Regions from separate parts of the Mus musculus genome. Here all the other regions are linked to region 6. The links are chromatin loops, found by intact Hi-C in ENCODE. Cell type or tissue: heart. All regions are shown on one strand.

What was found. Hi-C counts contacts between places; a loop is a spot of excess contacts. Peaks named below come from ENCODE experiments on the same cell type or tissue, not always from the same donor. Only the 100,000 strongest peaks of a DNase experiment are listed, where the experiment ranks them.
Region 1: a loop joins it to region 6, with 1.9 times the contacts of the local background. A loop is called at or near these places in 34 of 42 quality-filtered maps.
Region 2: it touches region 6 in a loop (2.8-fold over the local background); 2 of 42 quality-filtered maps call a loop at or near these places.
Region 3: it touches region 6 in a loop (2.3-fold over the local background); 34 of 42 quality-filtered maps call a loop at or near these places.
Region 4: a loop joins it to region 6, with 2.3 times the contacts of the local background. A loop is called at or near these places in 23 of 42 quality-filtered maps.
Region 5: it touches region 6 in a loop (3.0-fold over the local background); 15 of 42 quality-filtered maps call a loop at or near these places.
Region 7: a loop joins it to region 6, with 2.3 times the contacts of the local background. A loop is called at or near these places in 2 of 42 quality-filtered maps.

Annotation. Positions count from the first base shown.
Region 1 is chr6:87,979,978-87,983,977 of GRCm38, reverse strand. H1f10 (H1.10 linker histone) reads left to right here and starts at 2,496. Exons shown (of 1, transcript NM_198622.1): 1 at 2,496-3,557. The coding sequence starts at 2,622. The coding sequence ends at 3,188. It overlaps Gm5577 (predicted gene 5577), which reads right to left and starts at 2,295. Exons shown (of 2, transcript NR_026990.1): 1 at 2,094-2,295; 2 at 1-1,018. In heart, CTCF peaks have their summits at 1,874 and 3,487; DNase peaks (open chromatin) are centred at 1,977, 2,087 and 3,368; H3K4me3 peaks cover 2,534 bases; H3K27ac peaks cover 2,756 bases.
Region 2 is chr6:88,516,642-88,520,641 of GRCm38, reverse strand. It overlaps Sec61a1 (Sec61 alpha 1 subunit (S. cerevisiae)), which reads left to right and starts at 1,842. Exons shown (of 12, transcript NM_016906.4): 1 at 1,842-1,956; 2 at 2,204-2,271. The coding sequence starts at 1,950. In heart, a CTCF peak has its summit at 1,606; a DNase peak (open chromatin) is centred at 1,731; H3K4me3 peaks cover 3,292 bases; H3K27ac peaks cover 2,885 bases.
Region 3 is chr6:87,996,101-88,000,100 of GRCm38, reverse strand. It overlaps Rab7 (RAB7, member RAS oncogene family), which reads left to right. Exons shown (of 6, transcript NM_009005.3): 6 at 1-995. Among named protein-coding and RNA genes, the nearest start is that of Gm34872, 6.9 kb to the left of the region's middle. In heart, a CTCF peak has its summit at 2,035 (motif pointing right); a DNase peak (open chromatin) is centred at 2,040.
Region 4 is chr6:88,086,788-88,090,787 of GRCm38, reverse strand. It overlaps Rpn1 (ribophorin I), which reads right to left. Exons shown (of 10, transcript NM_133933.4): 2 at 2,374-2,438; 3 at 493-799. Among named protein-coding and RNA genes, the nearest start is that of Rpn1, 4.3 kb to the right of the region's middle. In heart, a CTCF peak has its summit at 1,641 (motif pointing left); no DNase peak of the experiment used is centred here.
Region 5 is chr6:88,104,447-88,108,446 of GRCm38, reverse strand. Rpn1 (ribophorin I) reads right to left here. Exons shown (of 10, transcript NM_133933.4): 10 at 3,143-4,000. Among named protein-coding and RNA genes, the nearest start is that of Mir6376, 2.2 kb to the right of the region's middle. In heart, a CTCF peak has its summit at 2,306; a DNase peak (open chromatin) is centred at 2,226; H3K4me3 peaks cover 1,015 bases; H3K27ac peaks cover 1,437 bases.
Region 6 is chr6:87,912,436-87,916,435 of GRCm38, reverse strand. Copg1 (coatomer protein complex, subunit gamma 1) reads right to left here. Exons shown (of 24, transcript NM_017477.2): 24 at 2,841-4,000. It overlaps Hmces (5-hydroxymethylcytosine (hmC) binding, ES cell specific), which reads right to left and starts at 2,460. Exons shown (of 7, transcript NM_173737.2): 1 at 2,425-2,460; 2 at 1,741-1,945. The coding sequence starts at 1,923. In heart, no CTCF peak of the experiment used is centred here; DNase peaks (open chromatin) are centred at 1,925 and 2,395; H3K4me3 peaks cover 1,673 bases; H3K27ac peaks cover 1,351 bases.
Region 7 is chr6:87,762,152-87,766,151 of GRCm38, reverse strand. It overlaps a transcript of Efcc1 not described here and the pseudogene Gm5879. Among named protein-coding and RNA genes, the nearest start is that of Gm34414, 14 kb to the right of the region's middle. In heart, a CTCF peak has its summit at 2,102 (motif pointing left); no DNase peak of the experiment used is centred here; H3K27ac peaks cover 1,411 bases.

The sequences.
Region 1 (4,000 bases), 68 kb before region 6:
AGTCCAGCTCAGTAGTTGGGATAGCAAACACCAATCAGCAGCAGTGGTACTACCTAGCAGAGACAGCCAGGCCTTGGCCTTGGCTGGAGTCAGCAGGAGGGACCAAGGAGAAATGGCCAGGAAGTTCTTGGCTGTGCCCCTCTCAGGGAAGAGAAGATCAGGTCAGCCTCTGCCACTGTCCATCGAGTCCTAGTTATATTCTATTTATACATCCAAACATCACATCTCACCCATAGGTCTTGCCTCAGCACCTATCTGTCTCAGCTGACATCACTCTGCGCATGAGCCCTAGTCTGCGGATGTGGCAAGAAGCCGCAGCACACCACCACAAGTTTTGTTGTTGTGTTTTTCTATGGAGTCCAACAAACGCAGTGCAACTCCACAGTGTAACTCGGACCAATGCATGCGTGTCGTTAGCAAAGACTCCCTCATCACGTGTCCTTTCATGTGCTTGGTTGAGCAGAACATCCTTTTCCTGTGTCCACTTCAGCTAAACGTTCCTTCACGTTTGCAAACCCCATTCAACCAAAGAACTCTTTAAGTTTCCACGTCATTAAAGTGCAAGCAAAGATTAAAAGTTTAGTGAAATATATGCACTAGCTCACTTTTTAAAATCTTAAATTTTCCTTTTGTGAATGAAATAATGTTTTTATGGGATGCAGTCTTAGATGTTAGGGAAGGGCTAATAAGGTAACAACTCGATGTTCTAAGCATTCTTGCGTAATTAATTACAGTTCATTTGATGTTTACATGCCTTAGGAAAAAACAGCATCTCTGTGGGTAATTTTGGGCTTATCGATTGTATTGAAGTTTCCTGACTCTTAACAAGAAAGACAAACTAGATTCTCACATTGCTTTGTCTGTCTTACCTCAGATTGACTGGACCAACAGACACCAGTCTGGTGAACAACATCTGTCCTGATTGAAGCTTCTGCCTGAGCCTGAGGGCAGCATGGCATTCCAGCACGCAGGGTACGCAGCAGCAGCAGCAGCAGCAGCAGCAGCGGGCTCCTGGTAGCTGGAGATAGGAGTGAGTGTCATCAGCCCACGGAAGGGGTTTAAAGAAAAAGAGGGTAGTGAGTCCAGGAGAGCCTGCACCCTATAGCCCGCTGTCCCTCAAAACTCACAGGCCCCTTGGCCCTCCTCCTGAGAACGAGTCACAAGAGGATGACTTGGGCTCTGGGCTCTGCTAAACCCTGGCCACTTCCTGACGATCCTTCCTTTGATGGGGATGAGGTCGTGGGGTGCGGGGAGGCTGGCACACCCACGAGTACTGAGTTTGAAAGGCTGAGAATCTGGGCCTTCTTGATCTACAGGCAGTCACTCCCTCTTTTCACCCAAGAGGCCAGGGAACTGCTTACCTATTGGAACAAAGCTGGCCTGGACGCTTTAGTGGTGTCTACTATGTCCTCCGCAGGCTGGCCATTGCCTGCACAGCCCTCTCTCCACCGTTGGACTACTTCCCAGGCTTTCAGGTCCTTCTCTGTACCACCACCTCCTTCAAGTCCTCCCGCACCAAGTGATGCAGTATTCGATCCCCCAAAGCCGGCAGGATCCTCAAAAGCCAAATCCCCTGCCACACCCTCTAAGGGAAATGCCTTAAGGGTAACCTTACACTTTTCCATCCTGGAGCCCCCATCTAATTCTGAGGGGTCCAGGGACGGCTACTTAAGCATCACAAAATGGGGTACTTGGGGCCAGAGAGTGGTGAGGAAGTGTCTAGGGAGAGGCCCTTGTGGTCGTGCCTGCACTGACTCATCTTTGAGATGCCAGGCGTGCAACCTCAGGGCAATTCCCTTCTGTTGGTTCCCCTTAGGATTCTGAGAAGACCCCCGCCCCAGCACGCTCTCGGGCTTTGCCTTGCTCCTGTCGGCCGCGTGAGGGCGTACCCTGTGTTAGTTGGGACAAATTAATGCCCTTCCTGCGGGCAGGGCTGTGGTCCCCTGGGCCCAGAACCAACTCAGGTGCCTGAGGAGCACTCTTGTCTGCCGCCTGCAAAGTTCTCGGTCTTGGGGTCTCGCCCGGGGCCCGTGCTAATCCTTTGCAAATCGAGCGCCCCCCTCCTCCATGCTCCTATAGCCTGGGGTACACACCTCTGAGCCGCTCCGCTGAGCCCGTCCTAGGCGCAGGCCGCCTCTGCGCAGCGCAGCGGGCTCGGATGCTGTCCAGGGCACACTGCTGAGGGTGCAGCCGCGCCCGGGAGCCGCGGGCGGAGGAGCCAGTGGCCGCGGAAGGCGCTCCAAGAAGCACAAGTTGGCGCTGGACTGGGCCCAGGCTGTTGTTGTTCTCAACGTGGTCCGCCACGGGGAAATAAAAGCGGAGCGGGGCGCGCTCTCCGCCAGAGCGTAGCGCGCACGCCCAGAGCTCCGGAGCCCGCGCAGTGCTGCCGCGCTCCCCGCAGGCTCCTCTCCGCATCCCACCCCCCCAGCCCCGCCGCGGCCGGCCCGGCCCCCGCCCGCACCTCAGCCCTGCCGCCTGGTCCCAGGCCCGGCCGCGGCCGCTCCCGCCTGGAGCCGCCGCGCGCCCCCAGTCCCCCGGCGCCGCCGCGGCCCCTCGCCTTCCTCTTCCCGGCGCGGCCCCCCGGCTACCGCGCGCCGCCTGCCGCCAACCCGCTGGCCACCATGTCGGTGGAGCTTGAGGAGGCCCTGCCGCCAACGAGCGCCGACGGGACGGCCCGCAAGACGGCCAAGGCCGGCGGCTCTGCGGCGCCCACGCAGCCCAAGAGAAGGAAGAACCGCAAGAAGAACCAGCCAGGCAAGTACAGCCAGCTGGTGGTGGAGACCATCCGCAAGCTGGGGGAGCGCGGCGGCTCGTCTCTGGCGCGCATCTACGCTGAGGCCAGGAAGGTGGCATGGTTCGACCAGCAGAACGGGCGCACCTACCTCAAGTACTCTATCCGGGCGCTGGTGCAGAACGATACGCTACTGCAGGTGAAGGGCACCGGCGCCAACGGATCCTTCAAGCTGAACCGCAAGAAGCTGGAGGGCGGCGCGGAGCGGCGCGGAGCTTCGGCGGCCAGCAGCCCCGCGCCCAAGGCGCGCACGGCGGCGGCGGACAGAACGCCCGCCAGGCCGCAGCCGGAGCGGCGCGCGCACAAGAGCAAGAAGGCGGCGGCTGCTGCCAGCGCGAAGAAAGTGAAGAAGGCGGCCAAACCCAGCGTGCCCAAGGTGCCCAAGGGCCGCAAGTGACGCCCCTACGGTCTGGCGACATCGTCGAGTTTTCCATCTGTCTCTATCCCTATCCGCCCCCCCCACCCTCGGTGTACCGGTTCCGTAGGGTTCCGCCTGGCCCAGGTCCCTGATCCCTGTCCCCTCCCCCGCCCCTCCCCCAGCGATGCTGCGTTCTGTTTGCTTTAGGTTTTTGAAACGGCCCTGGCGACGCCCCCATTGGCTCTCACCCTTGGCAACGGCCGTCGCCATGGTTACCGGCCCGGCGGCGCCAATGGCCTGGTGGCGCCTGCCTACTGTGCCCGCTGATGGCCACCAGGCGCTTGGGTTGTGTGGCGCCTTGCTCCGCCCGCTGCCTTCCTGGGGCGCAATAAACGGTTCCAACCTTGACCATTGTCGTTGTCTTGTGGGCGCTGGAGGCTGCTTGGGGTTCCTGCGGGGGAGTCGAGGGTCATTAAGACCAGCTAGACAACTAGCAGGCGCTGCCAGAGGTGGGACAGATGTGCCCAGAGACAGCTGCCCAGTGGAGAACTCTTGTAAAAGTGGGTTCCCAGTCTTGGGTTGCTGCAGTGTCCAGCATATAAAAGATAAAAGATTTCTACATGTTGGAAATTAAACCTCAGGATCTAGTGCAACATAATGGACAGTTTTACCAAATGGAAGACTAGGAAGGTTCTGAACAGTATGTACACATACAAGTAGGGTGAGATGGAACCCGAGTTAGGGGAGGGTTACATGGTGCTCTTTCCCTGTATCACCTTTTTGGGTCTTGGCAGTGTCTTGAGGGTGGGAAGGGACCAGTGTTTCTTGGCAGGTGTGATCATGAAGCAGAC
Region 2 (4,000 bases), 600 kb before region 6:
GTGGGGCCTGGAGAGATGGCTCAGCAGGTAAGAGCGCTGACTGCTCTTCCAAAGGTCCAACAACCACATGGTGGCTCACAACCATCCATAATGAGATCTGATGCCCATACTCATTATATATATTAAGTAAATAAACCTTTAAAAAAGAAAAGAAGAAATTACAGACGGCTGTGAGCTGTGCTGAGTGTGTGTGCTGGGACTTGAACCTGGGTCGTCCTAACTGCTGAGCCACCTCTCTGGCCACCTACTTTCACTTTTCAACAAAACTTTTGTACTCAACTTTTTATAGCCTATGCCAACATAAGATGCTCCAATTTTTATTCCAGAACTTCGTTTTGTAAAATACAGATTTTGTGAGTATCAAACCAAGTGGAGGTCTGGAATCCATTACTATTTTAACTTCTTCATTGTCCTGAAGACTAAGACAATTCATGTTTATTGCATTTTAAAATACCATTGTCAGGGGTTCAGAGAGATGGCTCAGCGGTTAAGATCGCTTGCTTTTCTTCCAGAGGACCTGAGTTCAGTTCTCAATACCCATGACAGGTGGCTCCCTCTTCTACCTTCAAAGGGCACCTGTTATCATACTTACGTGAGCACAGAAACAATAAAAATAAATCTCAAAGAAATACTTAATCAAAACTTCATTTAGATTTTATTGTCTCTTTAGGCATCTGTCTCTAATATTTAATAATTAAATCTTTAAAATGTGTACATGCAAAAACACTGCACCTCTGTTTCAAAAACCTCACATTGTGGCCTGCTGTGGTGGCACATGCACGGCTAGTCCCAGCACTCAGAGCAGTCAGGTGGGATCTCTGTGAATCTGAAGCCAGCCTAGTCTACATAGTGGTATCGAGGGCTACCTAGAGACCTAGCTTAAAGAATCGAAAACAAAAACCTCACATTGTGCTAAGTATATTGACTTAGTGCTTTCCCCTAAACCCATCTATATTTGTGTACGCACATGCAACTTAATGCCAAATTAAATATAAATGTCCTATCAATGACATGGGGCTGGCTGTCTAGAATGTTTCTAAGGACGTGGCCACAGCAAACCTCTCCGTTGAAGTCAGGACTTGGCTGCATGAAACTCAGCACTCAGGGTGCACAGCAAGAAGTCGATTTCAGACAGCACACAGCACTGAGATCAGAGATCCCACTAAAGAGTAAGTTTCATGTTGCCCCACCTTGCCCAGTCCCCTTCGCACACCCTTTCCTCCAGCCCAGATGTATTCTTTTCCCTGAAGATATGGGGCTGCAAGGCTTGGCTCGGTTTCTTCATCTCTCCTAACTCTCCAGTTCCAAAGGCCTTCTTGGAATGCGCTGCGCCAAAGCCCACCCAGAGCCGCCAGACCCGGCCTTTGCCGAACGTCCTCAAATGCATGAGCTCAGACATCCTTGGAGGCAGCCTACAGCACCCAGGAGGGTATTGTAGGGTAGGGTAAGCCATGCAGGGTAGGATTCAGCACACTGCTGCTCTGTCGTGCGTGACGAGCAGCAGCTGAGGCCTACTGGGTCGCGACATGCTATCACTGGTACTGAGGGCCACCGACACGGAAAGCCGAATCGCCTGCTTCGTAGGGCCAACACCACCACGAAGCGTCCACTAGTAACAAGGGCTGATTTGGCCCTCACTTCCGGGAGAGTCTGCGCAGCTGCACACGCCCAGTTCCGGTGTGGCCCGACAGTCGTCTTCCCGACAGCCTCTCTGCTCCTGCTGCATGCCGGGAGTTGTGGTCTTGGCGCAGGCGGCGCGGCGGGCGCGCGTGGCAGGAAGCGGAAGCGGCCGGTGGCCCATCCCCGGCCCCGCCTCGCCGCGCCGCTCGCCGCCGGGCTATCACTGACGTGTCTCTCGGTCGAGGAAGCGCGCTCCGGAGCTAGCAGCGCCTCCTCACTCGAAGTGGAGCGCAGTCGGGGCCGGGCGTGTAGTCGGATCAGCCGCCGCCATGGCGAGTGAGTTTCCTGGGGGCCACCCCGGCGCAGCCAGGATGCGTCGCCTTTCCCCGTTTGGGCGCTCGCCCGCCGTGCTTCCCGATCCTGGCGGAACGCGGCCTGCCTGGGGGACTCGTTCCCGCGCCCCTAGACCGAGCCTTCTGGGTCCCCGCACGCCCACGCCCGGCTCTCATCGTGCCGGGCTCCCTCAGGTGCCCTCAAGTTACTCCGTACCTAACTCCTTCTCTTTCTGTTTCTTCCATCAAAGTCAAATTTCTGGAAGTCATCAAGCCATTCTGTGTCATCTTGCCGGAAATTCAGAAGCCAGAGAGAAAGGTAAGTCCCCAGATGGTGGTCAAAGAAGACTTGCAAAATTGGGCGCTGGGAGTTTACAGTACAATTAAAAATGGCCTCAGCACACCGAGTGAAAACTGCCCCTCTGGAGTGTAGCTGTGTGTGCTGGGATACTCACGGGAGCCGTTGAAAGGTGACCCGGTTGTGTGGGAATTCTCCCAACACCTTGTCTCGTTAGGAGCATCTTTAGTGGATAGTGGTTAACAAAGCCTCAGGTTTGCCTAGTCCGAAAGTGGGTCTGAGCAGTGATTGATTAAGACCTCAGTTAGGATCCCAGATTGAGTTACCCTCCGTTCTTCACCTCCAGCAGGAGCAGATGATGGGGTGTTTGTTTCGTGTGGGAGGTGACTTCGGTATCTGGTTTCCAAAGGAAAAATCGAGTCGTGTAATCGATATGAACGTGTTTGTGGTTTTTATTTGAATGTATGCTGCCCCAGCATCGAGTTTACATGCACTAGTGAAGTCTGCTGCCATTGACAGCAGGTGCTCTAAAACAAGGAAGGAGAGAACTGTAGCACCTTAATGCTTAATGTGAATCTTAATCAGAATTTCTGTGGCAGGCAGCTTCGGCCCAAGAATAAATGTTCCTAGTGTGAGAGTGCCCGGTGAAGGAAAGTCCAGGCCCATGGGCTCAGAAAACAGTAAATCTACTTTGTGTTCCTGGTTTGGTTTTTGGTGTTTTTTTTGGTTTTGGTTTTGGGGTTTTTTTTGTTTTGTTTTGTTTTTTTTGGTATTTTGGGTTTTTTTTTTTTTTTCAGACTGTCATATATTCACATCTGGCATTTGTAGTTGGCATTCACATGGATACTTTGTGCTTCTAATTTAGTTTTTACTTTCCATAGTTCTATGCAAATGCCTTGCAGTACCCTTGCTGCCTTTGCCAGGATGATGTTCAGAACTTTATCTGTTCCACCTCAGTGCAGAGATTCTGGCTCGAGGGCCAAGAAACCCAAGTCCCACGCTTTACATTCTTTCTTCATAGACCTGTGACCTTGGCCTGGCAGAACAAGGGAGATGGGAAATATATAATATAGTGCCTGTGGATGGTAGGTAGGTTGTAAATGTAAAGGTTCCGGTGAGTCAGGTGGGCAGATAAGTGGCCTTGGCAGTAGGGGAGGGGCCTGGAGTGTGACTTGGGAGCCGTGCAGGAAAGGGGGCAAATCATGGTACTGAATGAGTGTGAGTTTGCAGCTGCTTCAGAGGCAGATGATTTAGGACTTAGATGAAAAGCTTTGGATGTTTTGCTTTTAAATTGACCAGGAGACGAGGCTTGCTCATTTAAAGTAGTCTTGAAAAATGTGTATCCTTTTTGTTTTCTAACAGTTTCATTACCTGGGCTGGGAAAGTGGCTAGCGGCAGGCATGAGGCCCTGTGTCTGGTGTCCATCATCAGCACAGTAGATAGTCCGTGTACACATTCACTCCACTGCTTGCCTCTGATTCCTGTGGAATGGTGTTGCTTCCCCCTCGTTAGGTGCTGAGTTCTTGTGTGATAAGATGGCACGTTGGAAAGGCTGTGTTCTTGAGAGAAAGAGGAGGAATGTGAGCTCCCCAGCTGCCTCTGCAGGGTCTGAACTTCAAATTCACACCACCCATGGGGTCCAATTCTGTGTCTTTCCAGGAGTGACTAGACCCAGAGGACTTCAGGTTCTGACCTGACAGTTTGCACGAGCCAGTGCTTGTTGGAGCCCACCCGCCTGCTTCCCCGTCTG
Region 3 (4,000 bases), 84 kb before region 6:
TTTTGTCCACTGGAGAGTGAGAGAACTGTTCACAGTTCATCTGTGTCTAATTATCTGATTTTTTTTTTAACGGTCTTGTGGTCTTTTACCCCTCCCTCCTTGAAGGTCCTGTGGGAAGGCTGGTGCCCAGGCTCCGTTCTGAGCAGGCTGTTTTGTATGTATCTGTTAATGCTTGTTACTTTTAACTAATCAGATCTTTTTACAGTATCCATTTATTATGTAATGCTTCTTAGAAAAGAATCTTATAGTACATGTTAATATATGCAACCAATTAAAATGTATAAATTAGTGTAAGGAATTCCTGGATTGTGTGTTTAAGTCCTCTAACGCAGGCGTGCAAGGTGGAGGGTTGAACCCTGTCTGGATTACAGAGTGTTAGAGACTCAAGTTTGGAAGTCCAGCTAGCGGCAGTATTCTGTACAGTAGACACAAGAATTATGTACGCCTTTTATCACAGACTTAAGAGCCAAAAAGCTTTTCATCTCTCTGAAGGGAAAACTGAACTAGACAGTTCCCTTCTGTGTCTAAATTTTCCAAAAGGTTGATTTGCTTAATATAGTAGTGTATACAATGGATAAATTGCTGTTACTTCAAGAATTAAAATTCTCATTTTCTCCCTTTCTGTTTTTTTTCCTTATATTCAACACTTTATGATGCCCTTTTGTCACTATCCTACTCAAAGAGGAAAGGAGAACCCACCAGACCTGTCCCAGTGACTCTACCTTTGTTCTAGAAGGCGCTCCTTTCAGGGTTGTGGTACCTGTAGGTTAGCAGACCCTCCTCCTTTCCCACCCACCCAAGTGTGGCCCAGCACTAACCCACCGTCTCTTGGGTTGAGCCCTGGCAGTTCTGTCCCTTCCCGAGGTCCTGCCCTGCATCATGGCTTGCTTCCTGGAGCACTTCCCCTTCAGAGGTCTACATTCTAGGGTGTAGGCTGAGTTCTTCTGTAAAGAGACGAACGTGATGCCAATAAAATTTAACAAGAACAAAGAACAGCTGCTGTCTGTCTTTTTCTCTCAAAGATCAAGCTATGTGGGGACATTCTGTATGTTCATGGGACTCTTGGTGCTCAGAGGCAAGGGGGTGATCCCTAGACTACCTACCCTAGTGTGGATCTTTTTCTTAGCCACTGGAAACAAAACCGTGGCCTTTACTCTGGTTATTTTGCTGTTTTCCTTTCTCCCTATCACAAGCCAGATTGATTTGGGCTGTTGAAGACATTTTGAGACAAAATATGGTTGGGTGTGAAGTAGGAAGGCCCTCTCCAGAGCCAGCTCATTGTGCTCAAGCAGCCCATGACAACTTAATGTACACACAAAAAGCATTTTTCTCTAAGACTGAACTGGCAGATTGCAATGAGCAGGAAACTCACTGAGTTCTGGCTGCACCCTAAGTACCTGGCCCCCTCATTTTGCCCAGATGAATCGTACCTACTGAGTCGTGCATTGGGAAGTTTCTAAACTCCAGTTCATCCATGGTCACGAAGGTTCAAACTGACATGGTATCTGTCTCTACCAATGTCTAGACTATACTTTGGCTAGGCCTAGGTGACTAAAAGTCTGTAATACCCTGTGATGTCTTGAGACTGCTGTGGATGCTCTGTGGATGTAAGTGGGTCTGGGTTTCTGCAAGGAAAACATACCAGGGGATCCTGGGGCCATGCCTCCTGACAAAAGGAAAAGGAGACAGTTGAGTTCCTGAAGATCTAATTCTGCCCGGTGTTTGAGGCACAGCTGATCTTAACCTTTCTTGGAATAGATTGCTCTGGGTCAGATTGGCAGCCTCTCTTTCCCAATCTGTCAGCAGAGAGCAGCTAGTGAGGTCTATATCTTACCCATGGCTCAGACCCTATTATGTCCCATTGTTCTCCTTTAATAGACCACACAAGCTCTGGAAAAACCAGAACCAGAAGCCCCATTTGCCTATGTGATGGGTGCTCTGCTCCAGCCTCACATGACCTCACAGCCACAGCTGGCTAAAGAACCTAATGCAGAGAGAGGTGGTGGATAGGCGCCAGCTCATTACCTATTGATACACTAGGGGGCGCCCAAGAGCCAGTATTGATCTGCTTGTTCTGGACCCAAACATCTACCAATGCAGTCACTTGCAGACATATACACCCCCTCCCCCCAAACCTGAGTAGAACCTGGCTGTCCTGGAACTCACTCTGTAGACCAGGCTGGCCTTGAACTCCTGATCTGCCTGCCTCTGCCTCCCAAGTGTTGGGATTAAAGGCATGCGCCACCACTCCCAGCTGGGAAAAATTTTTGACATACTTAGGGAACATAGGAATTCGCCTCTTACGCTTCTTCCAGTAAGAAGCCAGTCTGACCTCTCAAGCCATAAAGCCTGCGCACAGCTGTGCGGTTTGTTAACCAGTGTCCCCTTCTTAGGGACCAAGAGATGTCAGGTGGTAAGGAGAATCTGGGAGAGCCTTTGCTGATTACCCATCTAAAGGACAAAAGATACACTGGAATGTCCTCCAAATCCTGTCTCCCTCTGCAGAACATTCTTAAAACATGGGCATGAACGCACGTTCGTGTGGAATCTGGCACTAAACCATTCGTAGACGACCTGCTTCTGGGTCAGGGTTTCGTACGTAGCAGAGCCGCTCCCTCGCTGTGATCTATTGAAAGTCAGCCCTCGGGGCTGGTGAGATGGCTCAGCGGTTAAGAGCACTGACTGCTCTTCTGAAGGTCCTGAGTTCAAATCCCAGCAACCACATGGTGGTTCACAACCATCCATAACGAAATCTGACACCCTCTTCTGGAGTGTCTGAAGACAGCTATAGTGTACTTACACATAATAAATAAATAAATCTTTAAAAAAAAAAAAAAAAAAAGAAAGTCAGCCCTCGACACAAGGGTTTGTAAGAATAAAGACTATGAAAAAATTTAAAAAATAAAAAAAATTAAAAAATAAAAATAAAAAAATAAAAACATGGGCATGGCTACCTTCTCTAGCTTCCAGAATATTTGCCGCATATGTCCTTTTAAATGCTCTGTGGCCTTAATGAATTCCTTCTTATGAGACCTAACATTCAAGAACAACTCCGAAGTAAACCCCAGCAAGCCGATCCCCTTTTGCCACTAGCTGTTATTGGCACCTGGAAAACCATGTGCGTTGAAGGCTCCTTTCTCTTTTCCCCACCGACTATTTATTGCAAGTGCTGAGGATAGGAACCAGGCCTCATGTGTGTTTAGGCAAGCCTTCCCCCACAGGGCCTCACAGCCAACATGGTGTCTGCTGCAAGGCCAACAGATGCGCACCCCCGACGTGGGGGAGGCCTGGATTAGAGGAAGGAATGTGTGTGGAGAGGACACTTCATGCACACACAGTCTAGCTACGGCTAACCCTGTTCCTGCCACCACAGCCCCTGTGTCAGCGTTCACACAGGAACATTCATACCTCTTGAGAGCTACAAGGAAGGCCAAGATGGCAGACATCGTTGGCATCAGCCGTGATGAGTCCCTCCTTGGAGACAATGCTTTCCATCCTAGTTCACCCAGCAGCTTCTCAATTCCAGACAGCCTACCTTGAACTCAGAGCAATGTTGGCATCCCTTTCTCAGGTCAAAAGAAGACAACTCCAACTTTTGCCTGCAGACTTGGCACAGGAAGCCACAACCAGACTTCCCCCAGGTTGTCCACTTAGCTATTACTCACAGCCCAGCTGAAGTGCCCAAGAGCCAGGACTGACGGAAGGCAGCTCTATCTGGCAGATTCACAGATTCCTAGTGGGGAATCTACCCTCTTCACACCTTCTTCCTTGGGAAGACTATCTGTTCCTTGCTGGGTTTCTTGAGGTGCAGTTCGCAGTCTTTTAGGAATGACGGATTTTCAAGGGAGCAATCTCCTTCCTGCAGGAAAGGTCAGCACACACACCCTCAGAGCCTCTACTCTCCCTTCTGATGGAGGTGGGAGATGGGGTCTCACCATGGGAGTTGTAGTCAGTGGGTCCCCTAGATCAGAAGGGACCCTCAGAGTACTGGGTGGGTCAC
Region 4 (4,000 bases), 170 kb before region 6:
AGCCCAAGTCCTCTCCAAGAGCAGCAGCCTAACTGCTGAGTGAGTTGTTTGTTGTTTTCTGTTTTGACACAGGGTCTCACTGAGTGTCCCTGGCTAGCCTGGTACTCTAGGTAGACCAGACTGGCCTCAAACTCAAGAGACTCCCCCAGTCTCTGCCTCCAGAGTACTGGGAATGAGGGCATATACCACTATACCACCTGACCCCACAACAAAATTTTAATCATGAATTGCTTTCTCTTCCTCAGTCCCAAACCCAAGGTTCTTACCTCAGCCTCTGGTACACAGCCACCCCAGTGTCTCTCTTGTCCATCACTAACCTACCCAGAATAGCTCACTGCCTTCTCCCATGATGCTCACTTGCCAGCCTCTAAACTCAGTTCTCAAGAAGTTAACGGGAGTAAGAGTCACTTCAAGATAGGTTCAGAGGAGTGTCAGAATGCGACTTAGCATATCCCATCCAAGCATGGCGGTGAGATGGTCTCTGAAACCTACCTGACTGTAGGCAGGGATGTCTTTAAAAGGCCCATAATCAAGGACGTCCTCAGATCTCGAGGGGTTCCCCAGCTTGGTATAGCTTTCCACATTTCGGGACGCCAGTTTCACTCGCATGGTCTGGGTCTTTGTTGGATAGGGAGAGTAGAAATAATGGTTGCCCTCAAACACGACGAACTGTTTCTCTGACTGAGTTATCTGAGTCGGATACGGATGAAGCACATGGGTGTAGACAGTTTCCACAACGACCGAGATCTTGGACCCAGGATCAAGAGCAACTGGGAGCTTGACCGTGAAAAATCTCCCACTGGAGGAAGAAAGAGAATTAAAATTTATAACACTGGCTAGGCATGGTGGCACACACCTTTAACCTTAGTATTCAAAAGACAGAGGCAAGCAGATCCCTGTGAGTTCTAAGCCAGCATGGTCTATAATGCAAACTCTAGGCCAGCCAAGGCTGCATAGACCTTGTCTCAAAAAAAAAAAAAAAAAAAAAAAAAAAGATTAAAGATACTGAAAACAGAGATATTCAAAGTCACAGTAAATTTTATGCTCAAGATAAAAGTTACCACCTTTAAAATATTAACGTAAGTCTTTAAAGACAGATGTCCAGATGCTCACCTCAGGTTTTAATAGCAAGAGTGTAAGGACTACCAAAGACAATCAAGTGACAGATCTCTAATCCCAGCACTGAAAAACGAGGGCTTCAAGAGCCGTTAGTGACAGAGGGAGAATGAGGTCAGCCAGAGCTACATTAGGACTGTCTGAAGACCCTGGGAGGGGCTGAAGAGATGGCTCAGTTGTTAAGAGCATTGACTGCTTTTCCAGAGGTCCTGAGTTCAATTCCCAGCAACCACATGGTGGCTCATAACCATCTGTAACAGGATCTAATGCCCTCTTCTGGGGTGTCTGAAGACAGCAACAGTGTACTCATAACATAAAAGAATAAATCTTTAAAAAAGAAAGAAAGAAGGAAGGGAGGGAGGGAGGGAGGGAGGGAGGGAGGGAGGGAGGGAGGGAAACTGGGAGAGCAGAGAGAGGGCTCGGCAATGTGAGTGCTGGCTGACAGATTTGATTCCCAGCACTCACAAAGCTGCACACAACTACAACTCCAGTTTCAAGGGGATATGATGCCCTCTTCTGACCTCCAAGGGCACTGCATGCAAGATGTATGCAACCATCTATACTAGCAAAGCACCCAACCACACACAAAATCAACTAATTTTAAAAAGAAATCCTGTCTCAAGTAACAAAACTTTTCTTTAAAAAAAAAAAAATGCTTAGGGCAGGGAGATATATCAGTGGGTAAAGGTCCTGCTGTCAAGTCTGACTACCTGAGGTCAATCCCCAAGACTCACACGGTCGAGAACCACTTCTACAAGTTGTCCCCTAACCTCCACACATCAGCTGTAGCATGCATGCAAATGAACAAGTAGGCATAGCCTGTAAACTAATGAATGAATTTTCTAAGCCATGAATGTATTCCTGTTAGACCCAGTAAGTCATTAGTAAAAGTTCGAAGGCTTTTTAAAATGTTCCCATGGGGTTTATTCTCGGTGATTAGAACATGAACAATTTCACAGAGAACCCACAGCACTTCAAGCTCTCCATCTTGTCCTGGGACAATGTTATCCCCTTCTCGGCTTCACGTATCAGCTCTGCTTCTCCTCTCACTGCTGGTCCTGAGTAAGCAGTGCTCGCCTTTCCTCGCCAGCTCTGCTGACAGCTCAATCAATCCTACATGTGGTACCATCCCAACAGGAGTCCCTCCCCCAGTGCAGCCAACTCTAAGCTGGACAACTAGGGGATGCTCTGAAATCTCCATCTACCCTGCCCTAAGTATCTGTTTCATTCACCTTAGAAACACATTGGTTAGCTTACCTTTTCCCTTTAATTTTGGTTTCTCGTACTTCTAGGTTGTTGTCTTCCTCATCTTCTCCCTTTATCTATAACAAGGGGGGGGGGGGAAGAGTAGTTTATTCTTTTTTTATGTTTGCAGTTCTAAATTTTAAGCCAACTATTAACCAACTGTTAATAGTTGACTGTGAATGCCCCCAAAGGTTCATGCTTAAATACTTGGTTCCCAGTGGGAAGTTTGACTTCTGGGAGGATGTGTGTCTAAGACATGGGTGAAAACTCCAGCCACTCCCAGTGTGCTCTAGGCTTCCTGCTTGTGGGTCAGGATATGCTCTAGCTACTGGCCACCTGCTACCTCTGCCTCACTATCATGGACTCTGTCGGAAACTGTAAGCGTCAAGTAAACCTCCCATAAGATGTTTTATCACAGCAGTAGTAAAGAAACTAATATATCAACTATCTTATAATATTTTCACTAAGGTAACTTTTCAAAATTTCTTTTTTGTTATTGTGGGATGTGTGTGCACATATATTCGCCATAGCACATGTGTGGAGGTAAGAGGACAACTGTCAGGAGTCATTCTCTTCCACCTTGTTTTTGAGACAGGATCTTTCCCACTGTTTCTGCCATGATATACCCAAGCTTCCTGGCCTGCAAGCTTCCAGGTGAGTCTTCTGTCTCTGTTTCCCACCTGAAGGTACCAGTGTACTGATATTACAGATGTGGATCACTCCACCAAGCAAACTCCAGTCATCAACAGGCTGTACTGTAAGTGTTTCTAACCCTGTGGTGCTGGGATGGATCCCAGGGCCCTATCCAGGACAGGTGAATACCTTTATCAGTGAACCACATCCCAATCCCATCAACTTTTTTTCTCTGAAACATAAGATTTAACTTGAAACACTATCAAAGACTTAACTGGTGTACAAAATAAGTTCTGTAAAACATCTTATAGACATTTTTCTAAACAATCAAATACACACAAAGACCTCATCTCCACATTCACTTCCTAAATGGTCCAAAAACTTCTTTCTGAATATTTTTTTTAATATTCAAATATCTGTAAGCAGAAAACATAAGGAAACAGCAGAAGTCCTGTATGTAATCAGAGTGGGCGCAGTGGCAAAGGCCTTAGGGGAAAGGGCCCTGGTGGCCACTATGGCACACTCCTGTATTATCTAGCCTTCACTGCCACCAGCCATGTAACCAGGTTAACTCCAAAGGGTTGCTGAGGCTTCCTGAGGGGTTATCTGGAGTGACAGACTGTGTGCAGTCTGTGGAAAACATACATGTATTCTACTGACCCTTGGCTAGCCTAACCTAATGCCCACCAAAATGAAACAAAACAAAAAACTATTTCCTAGGACTGAAGCAATAATTCCCAACAGAGAACATAACACTACAAAGAATAATTGTATGTGTTGTTCTCAGACCTGCACTCAAAGCCTGGTGCAGCTCAGCATGTGCTTTACCACTGCTCCACACCCCAACCCCACAGGAAATTGATTTCTTTTGAGACAGGGCCCCAAGTAGCACAAGCTAGCCTCACACTCCCTTTAGGATGACCTTAAACTATTGATCCTCCTGCCAACTGCTGGAATTGTATAGGCAACTATCACTATATCCCAACTCCAAGAACACTTTTTAAAA
Region 5 (4,000 bases), 190 kb before region 6:
GGGGCTGTCAGGTAGAGTCGGAACCTTTAGCAGAGGCTAGAAGAGCTGGTTGCAGGAGTTGGGCTCTGAAGAGGAAGCTGGGAACTAAGAGGAAGAGGACATGCTGGGTCAGTCAATTGCAAGGCAGGAGGTTCTGCAGTCACCAGAGGCTGGGATGGATGTGTGGGAGAGGGGGCAGGAAGAAGGACAGTAGGCGGTAGGGACAAACTCTGCTCATCACACCACCCTGTCATTTCCGACATAGTAGTCTCTGTCACAACCTGAAATGATTCACCCTGTAGTATCTGGTTCCTCTCCAAGTCACGGGAGGCTGTGTCCTACTTGGTGCCTGAGACAGTGCCTGATACAAAACAAAGATTTTTTTTTTTTTGGAGTAAAACTAACATTCTGCCTCTGTTTCAACTACTAAAGAGTGGAGAGCAGGAGAATGCAGCCACAGTCCACTTCAGAGACTAATGCCAAAGCTGTAGTGGGGGTGGGGGTGGGATGCTGGGTTAGCCTAGGATGCTGGTTGGCAGTGTCCTTTCAAAATCCCACCCACCCTGCTCTTTTGACTCTTCTCATTGGCTCCTTCTCTCCTGGCTCTAACACCTCTCCCTCCCTATCACTCCCTCCCCCCACCTCCCATCAGCATTTCAACAGACTCCAGTTCTTGCCATAGTCATGTGTGTACGCTCCCAAATTCATGTTAGCCTAATCCCTAATGGAGTGAGTGAGTGTGTGTGCGTGCGTGCGTGCATGCGTGTGATGATGATAATGATTAGCTCATGGAAGAACAACCTTCATCAATGAGATGAGTGACCTGATAAGGTCTCTGAGGTTCCTCTTTCCTTCTCCAGCATGAGGGACTTGGTGAAAAGCCCACCCAATAACCAAGAGGAGTCTCACCGCACCCAAATGCCCACACCTCCCTTCAGGATTCTCTAGACGTAGGATGGTAAAGCCCTGTTGATAAGCCACCCAGGCAGCTTTTCATGATAGTGGCTAAAGCCAACTAAGACACTGATTTTTAAGGGAATCCTGGATTCTTCATTAAGAGTGGAAGCCAAAAGAAGGGGAACCTTGCCTTCTCCCTGGCTTCATCACCACATGAAAATGGAACCTCAGAATTCTCTCCAAGTTGTGCACTGTCTTTTCCCATTTGAGTACTAACCTTTTAAGGCTCCCTAGTTTAGGTCTAGACCAGCCATAGGTCACGTGTAAACTGAGGCAAGAGGCTAGGAGGACACAGTCAAGGGCATGGATGGGGGTGGGGTTGTAGGGGAAGGGGTGTGTGTTGTGGGGAGGCAGGGACCAGGTGGGGCCAGAGGCTGTCTTGATGCTCTCACCTCCCCAGCCTGGTGATAGGTAGGTGAACTGTACAGCCTCTGCCCAGCCTCAGGAGTCCATCTTCAACATGGCGGCAGCTTGGTCTCAGTGCAGGTCTGCAGAAGGCTCTGGTGCACTGGGCGCTTCCTGTCCCAGCCTGCGGCCCCCAACCGCTGGCAGCGCGGTTTCCGGCAGGGCTGCGGCCGGGGCCTGCACTATCAGCTCGGCACCAGACACCCGGTCAGGATACTTGTGGTGAAACTGTGAGGGCTACTGGGCCTTTGGGGTTTTCTCCATGTCAGCCTCCAAGACAAATGGAGGCAGCTCAGAACCCGCAGACCTTCCCTGGCCTGTACTGTGCTCTGAGCCAAGACAGGGCTGACCAGGGATGGGCCCACCTGCCATGTGGCCTTGGGACACATGGGCTAAGGCAGTGGGCTGGTTTTAGAGCCATCTGCCATGTCTGGATCCAAAGTGAGGCTGTGCATCACTCAAGGGTTCAAAACCTGGTGAGATGTGAGACCAGGTCTCCTCCGCTCCTCAGGGACTTCCAAGAGAGGCATCAAGGCTTTTCTTGCTACTGGAGGAACTAAAGTGCAGGCTAGCACGGGGCTGTAATGGCCTGAGGTTCTGGGTACCAGAGCAGCAAGAATGGAGACAAGGAGACAGTAGAAAACATGATGCACTGTTCCAGCCCAGGGATGCCAGAGCGCCACCGCTAGGCCACCAGCAAAACCATGTCCTTTGCCTTCGACTTCCTGAAGCAGGACTTCGTGAATCTCAGGCGCGGTAATACTGGAACCGGGACATATAGTGGATCCACCTTCTTTAGGGAAGGCAGGGAAAGAACCAGGCCTTTAAACCAGGAGGGGCGCACGCATGCGCGGCGGCGTCCGAAGCCAGCCACCAACTGCGCTTGCGCATCTCATTATTGGTGCCTGCCTCTCCTTGGCTTTTGAGGTGGCGCCAGTGTGCTACCACGGCCCGTTCCCTCTTTAGGCCACCAGGGGACGACTGGAGCACGCGCAAAAAGAGATTTGGCGTGGATGTTTCTTTCTGAATACTCCAGCAAACAGAAAAAAAGAGGCCTGGGCTTCTATGGGGCCGGGCGCTGAGCTGGGCACCCGCACCACAGGCAGTTCACGAAGCGAGCATCACCTTGTGAACATTAGCTGGAGCCTCAGCCCTTCGTAAGACCCACTCTAGAGCACGTAGCTGTTTGGGCAGTCCCTTAACCCACTGTCAACCAAGCTCCATCTTAAAGAAAGTCTTATGTAAGGCCAGGGAGGCAAGACTTGATTTCACTACCCATAGGTCTCCTGATCTTACCACACACACACCCTCCCCACCCCCTTTTTGTTGTCCCTGAGACTGGATCTCATTAAGTAGCTAAGACTTACCTTGAAGGCCTTATGCACCATCATCCCCCACCTCCCAGGCGCTGAGAGTAGCAGTCCTGCGACAGCCACCACACCCAGTCCTCCAAATTTCATAGCAGATCTCTGTACCCAACTCAACAGCAGATGACTGGCCTGGCCCACTCCTAAATCCCAGGTATTGCTGGTCTCCTGCTTTGACCCCTGCGCAGTTTGCAGTGTTCCATGATAGCTCTTGCCTGTCTTTTAGCACATTTCTCTTGCCTTCCCAACACTAGTCCTGGTCTCTTCTCTCCCTGCTAAGTTATTTGCCTACTCTAGTGGCAACTAATTCTCATGAGGCCTAACACAGCCTTGGGAATCTGTTGCTGTTGAGAGTCTCTGTCTTGATTTTGTTTCAGTGACTTCTGCTCAGTACCATATGATGGACATATTTCTTCTAACAAGCATACATTTTTGTATATTCATCTCGTTTATTCATTCTTGAATAAAGTGAGCTCAGCGTTGGCTTGCAGATATTAAAAAGTATTGATTTCCATTCAATAAATGCTTTCTTAAAGAGAGAGTCTCTCCACATTGCTCTGATCTCAAATTTCTTTGTTCAGTGATCCTCAGCCTTCTAAGTAGCAGACCATATCCTGCCACGAATGCCCTAGGTGTCTTCTAATTCTACATTCTTCATGGGCACACCTACCCACCACAATCTCCATCCCATTTCCCTAACCAACTTTGTGCTGGATAAACCACATGACATCCCCAACCACATATCTCCTTGTCAGGTTCTGGGCTGTCTGTGGACATCCTATTTGGAGCTCTCAGGCGTCTCATGATTGGTATCAGAAACCAGTCCACCCGTTTCTCAAAACTGGCCCATAGTTCTCTGTTCTCAGTGGATGGTACAAACACATCAGACAGCGCCACCAACCTAAGATGTACATAAGCCAGACAGGCAGCCCGTAGCCATCTATTAGTGTTAGCCAGAAGGTGAGCTTCTATCTGTCTGCTGGCCCAGGTCACGTTACAACAGTCACCTAAGATGTGCAGGAGGTGCACGAGAGCCTGACTCAGTCAGGTGACAGCTTCCTGACCTCTGTATGTTACTTGAAGGAGCAAACAGGCAGATGCTTCCTAGCACGTTCTCAACCACCCAACACCAACCCCCACATCTGGGTATCATCTTTGACCTGGATTACAATATGCTCCTGGCTTTCTCATACCAAACTCTGGCTGTGTTTTCAACCAAAACAGCCCTGGCCCAGTGCTCAGTCTGCCCTGATATAAAGTAAGCCAGAGCCTTAGAGACCTATGAAGCTATC
Region 6 (4,000 bases):
TGTGTGTGTGTGTGGGGGGGGCGGGCTCAAAGGTGCCTTCTTCTGGCCTCCACAGGCACTGTACATGTGTACATGTGGTACACAGACATTCATTCAGCAAAACATCTATGCACATAAAAAAAATATAAAATACTTTTAAATGTCAGTGACGTTTTGGTTGACAGTTCTACTGGTCACCTCTGAGTGTTTTCATCACTGCACAGAGCAACCCCAAACACGAGGGCAATGCATACAAAGTGGCCGAGAACCCGAGATACTGAAAGTATTGCTCAGTATTAGTCATCTTTTCCTCTACAGGTCTGACTCTGGAGTTAGAACAGCTGGTGGCACTGTGGTAGATGGAAAGAAAAAAAAGAGGAAGTACTTTGCAAATCAGTGGTTTCAGATACAAATATTGCTACCTATTCATATATGCTGGCAGTTGAACGGCTGAAATGTTCCTAATTTTATTTTAGAATTTGTAGATTTGAAAAAAAAAATGTATCAAATATTTACCAGATTAAGAAACCCTAGCAATCTAAACAAATCGTATTATAGATGTGCAGTCAAACATTACACGGGCAAACTCAAATGACCCAAAGGAGGGGCTATGTTTGCTAGGGACTCCACCTTCCCATTTCTGCTCCCCAAGATCCATCCACTGAACTAGGGACCCTGGTCTGTTCAGCAGTTAAGGCTACTTGCTGCACTTGCAGAGGACCTGGGTTCAATTGCAAGCACTCACATGGTAGTCTTTGGTAACTTCAGTTCCAGGGGATCTGAAGCTCTGACTTCCAAGGGCACTAGGTACACGCCTGATGCACATCCATACATACAGCAGGTAAAACATTAATACACATAAATAAATTGTTAAATTTTAAAAAAATCAAAAATATTTTATGTGTGCTAAGACTGACCCCAAGGCTATGAGTATATGACATATGTTCTGTATCTCCGAGTAATATCACTAGCCCCAGACACACTGATTTTTTCTTTACATCTATTCGTGTGTATGTGTCTACTCTCTTGCGTGAATGCCACAGACTGGGAGTGGAATCAGAAGGCAGCTTGCAAGAGCTGGTTCTCTCCTAACAGGCAGCAAGTGTTCTCACCCACTGAGCCAGGCTGCAAGCTCTGTAAGCTCCACAAATCAGTTTTTTGAGACACAGTTTTACTATGCAGCCTTGACTAGCCTCCAACTCAGAGATCTGCCTTCCTCCGGCCTCCTAAGTGCTGGGATGAAAGGTGTGTGACACCACACTTGGGTTTTTGCTTTTTTGTTTTTAATATAAGGACAGATGACGCTGATAAATCAGTAATACTTGAAAAATGCGATCTTAAAAAAAAAAAGAGAGAGAGAGAGAGAGAGAGTCAAGCGTGTCAGAGTGTACACACCTGTAATACAGGATTCTGGAGACAGGCAGATTTGCTGAAAATCTGAGGTCAGCTGGGCCTCTATAGGGAGTTCCAGGACCGCCAGGGCTACATTCATAGTTAAGACTCTGTCTCAAAAGAATTCTTAAATGTATTCAGATATGAGGTTCACATAATTTGGGCATACATTCAAACAGTTTAACTGACCCTGAAGAATGCTGACTTATTTCTTGCAGAGACCCAGAGGGATTAGGGCCTTAATGTATCTGTAAAGGCTGCTTTTCGGGTCATTCCGGAGGCTGGGCAGATGGCGGCACATGGGTCACGAGTCAGATGGCCACGGCGATGCTGGCCCAGAAGCTCCGATGGTGCTGACACACTCCTTACCTTCTCAAAGTGCAGTCTGGAGAGCAGCACGGGGCTGCTGGACTGCGGGCTCTTGTTGTAGGAGGGGCAGTACTTGTCGGGGTCCCTCCACTGCGGGAGCCGCCGCCGGCCCTGCCGATCCTGATAGGCGCAGGCCCTGGTGAGAACCTCTCTGGGCAAGTGACAGGACGTTCGCCCGCACATACTTCAGCGCTGCCGCTCAGACCTAGAGAAAGTCACAAAACCCTAAGGTTCTCCTCCCTAGGTCACGCCAATCTCCCCGCGAAGCCACATCTTCCGCGGAGGCTCCGTTAGGTCAGCCAGTCCCGGCCACTGCGGGGCCCACAGTCCCCAAGCAGGCCCTCGGGTGGCGGGCGAGAAAGAAAGCCGCTCCTCCCAGGTTGTTTCCCACGGACGCAGCAGGGAAAGGTGAGAGCGCTCGGCTTTGACGCCAGCGACACTCGCGGGCCGCGGCCACCGCACTACCGCCCCGCGGGGACACGCTCAGGTCCCGGGCGGGGCCTTGTCGGCGCCAAGGCTCCAGCTCGGAACGTGGGCGGTCCTCGCCTGCCCGCCCGCCGGCGTCCCCTCCGCCGGGTCCTCTCTTCCGCCCGCTAGCTTCTCCTCAGCGCGGCCCTCCTCCCGCCCGCCCGTCCGTCCTCATCCCCTCAACGAGGCCCTCCCCACGCGCCCGCGTCCTCTCACCGCCCGAGGGTCTAGTCCACCCTTCCTCGCAGCTAGCGTCCGCCTAAGAGACGCCCGTCCCGCTCCTCGGTAACCCCGCCCCGCCCCCGACGTGACGTCGCGCCGTCGGGGTTCCCTCCCCACAGGTGGGGGTGTGGCTAGGTGAAGCAAGACAAAATGCACTGACCTGAGACAGGCACCCCAGGAGGCCTCAGGGTCCCCCTTCCCAGGCCGGAATCTGAAGCCAGAAAACCTGTGCTGCCCACCCTCAATGTGTAAGGCCATCCGAATTGAGACTCTCTAGCTATTCCCACAAACCCCTAAGGGTCAGGAAGCCCCACCTGGTTTCCTTTTTAACATTTGTGTGTGGGGTGTGTGCAAGCCTTTAAATAAAACTAGAGTAAGCTGTAATCTTCACAAAAGGAGGCTGACACCAATTTCTTTAATGAAGTTTATTTGAATGGAATGGCTTCCAGGCTATGACCAGGCCTGGGAGTAGAAGGGGAGGGTATTAGGCAGGAAGAATACAGTCAGGAAGGGCTAAGCAGGATGTGGCCTTGAAGGTCAGGCTTTCCTTTAAAGCCTGGAGAGGCCTTCATAAAGGGATGGAATGAGGCAGAGAGGCCAGGCAAGAGCAACTGCTCAGTCCCCAGGAGAGGGATGGAAGGTGGGGGACAGAGGGATGTCTTTAGGGAGCAGCCTTCAGGTCACCTACTTGAGAAAACCCCCCAAATGAGAAATCTCTTTATAACCTGTTAGGAAGTTTCACACCACGTTACTTAGTTCACCACTGCATGCCTGACCAAGTACATGGTGGAGCCAGGACCAGTCATGAAATAGGCCATAGCTAAAACAGCTTAACGATGCTCAAGTGTAGCCTGATGTCTTCATGTTATGGGATTCGGCTTAAAGGTGCAGGCCTCTGTTCTAATGTGTACATGTGCATGTGCATACAGTATACAGGTGTGCATGAGGTTAGGCGGCAACTATTGCAAAATGGTCCTCTCCTTCTACCAAGTGGGTAGTCCGTCCTGATAGGTACCTTTACCTGCTGAGCCATCTGAGTAGCCTCACAGGAGGTCCAGTTCTTCAAGTGTTTCCAACAGTTTAAACCACCTGATTTGAGTTTAAAGCCCAAGCCCTGAAGCATCCCCTAGGATTTCTTACTCCAGCCCAAAAGGAATGCAGATACTGTTTTTCCCACTCATAGACCCAGAGCAGATCATGACACCCTCTAAGGACCTTTGGACACCCATCCATCTACAGATGCCTGTAGATGAGTGGCTTACCAGACCTGCTAGCTGTTGTCATTCGGCTAGCCTTTAACCCCACCCTAAGCTTGGCACTGACAGTCCCGAGGGGCTATGCACACGCTCCATTTGGTGAAGGGAGGCCTCAGGGAGAAGTGGAGGCCCTGAGCACGAGCCTGCAGAAGCAGCAGTTATTCAAGAAATACATGCTGACTTATCATAGGGATGAGACGGTTTCTTTGAGTATAAATATTAAGAGAAAGTCTGAACATTTTATTCATTTGTCTCTCCTTGCAGGCATGGTGACAAAATCTACCCTAGCATTCCTGAATGATAGGATGGAATTA
Region 7 (4,000 bases), 150 kb after region 6:
TCGCAAGCGCAGCAGCAGGCATCGTGGGAAAGTGAAGAGCTTCCCTAAGGATGACGCTTCCAAGCCCGTTCACCTCACAGCCTTTCTGGGTTACAAGGCTGGCATGACCCACATCGTCCGGGAAGTTGACAGGCCAGGATCTAAGGTGAACAAGAAAGAAGTCGTGGAGGCTGTGACCATTGTGGAAACTCCCCCAATGGTGGTTGTGGGCATTGTGGGATATGTTGAGACCCCACGAGGCCTCCGGACCTTCAAGACTGTATTTGCTGAGCACATCAACGATGAGTGTAAAAGGCGCTTCTATAAGAACTGGCACAAGTCTAAGAAGAAGGCTTTCACCAAGTACTGTAAGAAATGGCAGGATGACACAGGCAAGAAGCAGCTGGAGAAGGACTTCAACAGCATGAAGAAGTACTGCCAGGTCATCCGCATCATTGCCCACACTCAGATGCATCTGCTTCCTCTACGCCAGAAGAAGGCACACTTGATGGAGATCCAGGTGAATGGAGGCACTGTGGCTGAGAAGCTCGACTGGGCCCGAGAGAGGCTGGAGCAGCAGGTTCCTGTGAACCAGGTGTTTGGGCAGGATGAGATGATTGATGTCATTGGCGTGACAAAAGGCAAAGGGTACAAAGGGGTAACCAGTCGTTGGCATACAAAGAAACTGCCCCGAAAGACCCATCGAGGTTTGCGCAAAGTTGCCTGTATTGGAGCCTGGCACCCTGCCCGTGTCGCCTTTTCTGTGGCTCGAACTGGGCAGAAAGGCTACCATCACCGAACAGAGATTAACAAGAAGATTTACAAGATTGGTCAAGGCTACCTCATCAAGGATGGCAAACTGATCAAGAACAATGCATCTACTGACTATGACTTGTCTGACAAGAGCATCAACCCACTGGGTAGCTTTGTCCATTATGGTGAGGTGACCAATGACTTCATCATGCTCAAAGGCTGTGTGGTGGGGACCAAGAAGCGAGTACTTACTCTGCGTAAGTCCTTGCTTGTTCAGACCAAACGTCGGGCCCTGGAGAAGATTGACCTGAAGTTCATTGACACCACCTCCAAATTTGGCCATGGTTGCTTCCAGACCATGGAGGAGAAGAAAGCATTTATGGGACCACTCAAGAAAGATCGCATTGCCAAGGAGGAAGGAGCTTGATTCCAGGACCACTTTGTGCAGATGGTGGGGTCTCACCAATAAAATATTTCTACTAACAAAAAAAAAAAAAAAAAAAAAAAAAAAAAAAAAAAGAAAAAAAAAAGAAAAGCAAGCAAGCAAGCTGGGGTGGGTGATCTCAGCATTTGGGAGGCAGAGCCAGGCAGATCTCTGTGAGTTGGAGGTGGGTGATCTCAGCCTGACCAGCACTGGGAGACCCAATCTCCAAACGAACCTTTCACTTCTCTGCTTTCTCAGGGATGTGATGTTTGCGCACCTCCTGAGTCTCACAAGCCTCGGTCTCCGAGGGAATGTGTTCAGTTCAGAGAAAACTAGGCATATCTATAATCACAGAACTCAGGAAGTTGAGACAGGAGGGTTGGGAATTGAAGACCCTCTGAATTACATAGCAAGACCCACCTTGTGATGGTTTGTATATGCTTGGCCCAGGAAATGGCACTATTTGGAGGTGTGGCTTTGTTGGAGTAGGTGTGGCCTTGTTGGAGTATGTGTGTCTGTCACTGTGGATATGGGCTCTTCGCTGCCTGGAAGTCAGTATTATGCTAGCAGCCTTCAGATGAAGATGTAGAACTCTCATCTCCTGCACCATGCCTGCCTGGATACTGCCATGTTCCTGCCTTGATAATGGACTGAACCTCTGAACCTGTAAGCCAGCCCAATTAAATGTCCTTAAAGGAGTTGCCTTGGTCATGGTGTCTATTCACAGCAGTAAAACCCTGATTAAGACACACCTCCAAAAAAACAAAAATAGTAAAATATATAAATTTACAAATGTATACATGTATAAGTTTAAAAATAGAGCAGACTCTAAGGGACTGTCCTAAGGCCCTCTTGGGTTGAACTTGAACTCCTACTTCAGGCTGGGAGAGCTGGTCACCTTGCTCTCTGTACTTTCATCCAGTGAGTGAGTTCTCCACCTAGTGGCGACAATGTAGAATTACTTCCTCTTAGTTGAGTGTCAGGAGAGAAAAGCAATTTAAGGTCAATGGAATATTTTTGCCAGAAGGTGAAAGAAGGACATTGGTTAGAATTTCCCAGAAAACATTTTTAACAAGTTACAAACACTTAGTACAATTCCAAAATTGCAGAGAAGCACTTCTAGAAAGAGTCAGAATGGGCAAACAGGACGTCTGTTCTCACACTGTTGTGTGTTTCCCTGACCTGCTGTGGAATCACCGCTTTCCCTGCCCTGTTCCTCAATTCAGTATCCAATACATCACTCTCACCCTTCTATCCAAGGGCCCCTACACTGGCTTTTCAAGCTCTGGGTATTATTATTATTATTATCATCATCATCTTTGAGTTATGTTTTCTAAGTGGCAGAGCACTGGGTATGCATGGGGTGGGCCTCTGGAGCTTCAGAGCTCACAGGCCTCCCTTGTCTATTATCTTCCAGCCTTGCTGCTGCCTGACCCCTGCATCTGAGCCTTATCTCAGCTCAGCCTCTGGCCTGGGTGTATTGTATCTGATGTGGACTGGAAGCATCAGGCCTGAGCAGGAACGCTCTTCTCCCAATACCTTTTTGCTTATGAGTGCCCTTCAGCTGGCTTCCTGCTTTTAACTTGTTTAGGGATCACTGGCCAGGCCTCCTACCCCACCGTGTATGTTAACGAAGCATGGGTTTACCATGGGAACGTGTTTGTTATTTACTCATGCAGCGTAATACACCACCCTGCAAACACAGCGGCTTCTCCAAAACATTCATTTGTTTTTATTGGTGGTTTTTGTAGGTCAGAAACGCTCGTCTTTGCTGGAGAAAGTTCTAGACATTGCAGGCAGGATCTCAGAAGGGCTGCAGTTGTCACTGTTATGAGATATAATGCGGCGGGGAGGGAGTACCTGACGGGCCCATGCCCAAGTGCCTCCCTGAGGAATTATGCCATGCAACAGATCTGGTATAAGGGGGTTTATTTAGGTAAAGGGAGGGGAGTGAGGGTCTGAAGAAGGGGTAGAAGCAGATGAATAGACAAAGTAGATGGGCAGGCAGACAGGAGCAGAGCCATGAGGGCAGAGAAGAGGAGGGGACACAGAGGAGGACAAGAAACAGGAAAGACTGGCGGGAATATGTGGGAGCAGAGAGAGCAAGCTGGAGTGGCGGGCAGTCCTTTTATATGCAGCCCACACCTGAATGAAGCACCTGGTGGTGGCTGGTGACCCTGGGAAGAGCCTAGGGGAATTGCCCGTGAGCTACTAATGGTCCCTGGAAGTTTTAACTGGGGCTGGTGGCATCACTTCAGAGATGCACTCCTGAGCTGATGGCTGGATGACTCAAGGCTGTCTGGACAGGGCTGACTGGGTGTGCTTAGCACACATGGTCCAGGAGAGCAAGGACCAGCAAGCCCTGTGGCTGAGTCTGTGTTCCCACCGCCAACTCCTGCCACACTCTGCTTGCCAGGTGTGGCTCATACTTGACAGCCTCGCTCACCTTCGACGAAGGAGTTAGGTATTTCCTTCTGGAGGAAGAGTAGATAGGTTAAAAAGTGGTTCCCCCCCCCCTCTTGATGTTAGGATAGAACTTAGGACTTCACTTCTCAAGAACTCTTCAATCAAATAATTACGAGGCCTTTATTAAGAAGACAGAAGTTTCCAGATGGGGTCCCAGCACTGAGGGGGAAGTGGACACAGAGTCCTACCCCAAGCAAGAAGCTATCTTCAACCAACTCCTGATTTTCCCCAGTGGAATCTCATGGGATATTAATCACACTTCAGGGGAGGCCCCATGCACAGCAGTAGATGGCCAGAACAGAACAAACTCAACTAACTTCTTGCAGACTTTTTGTGTCCGATTGCTTCATTTGGGCACTTTGTTGTTGTTGTTTTTTT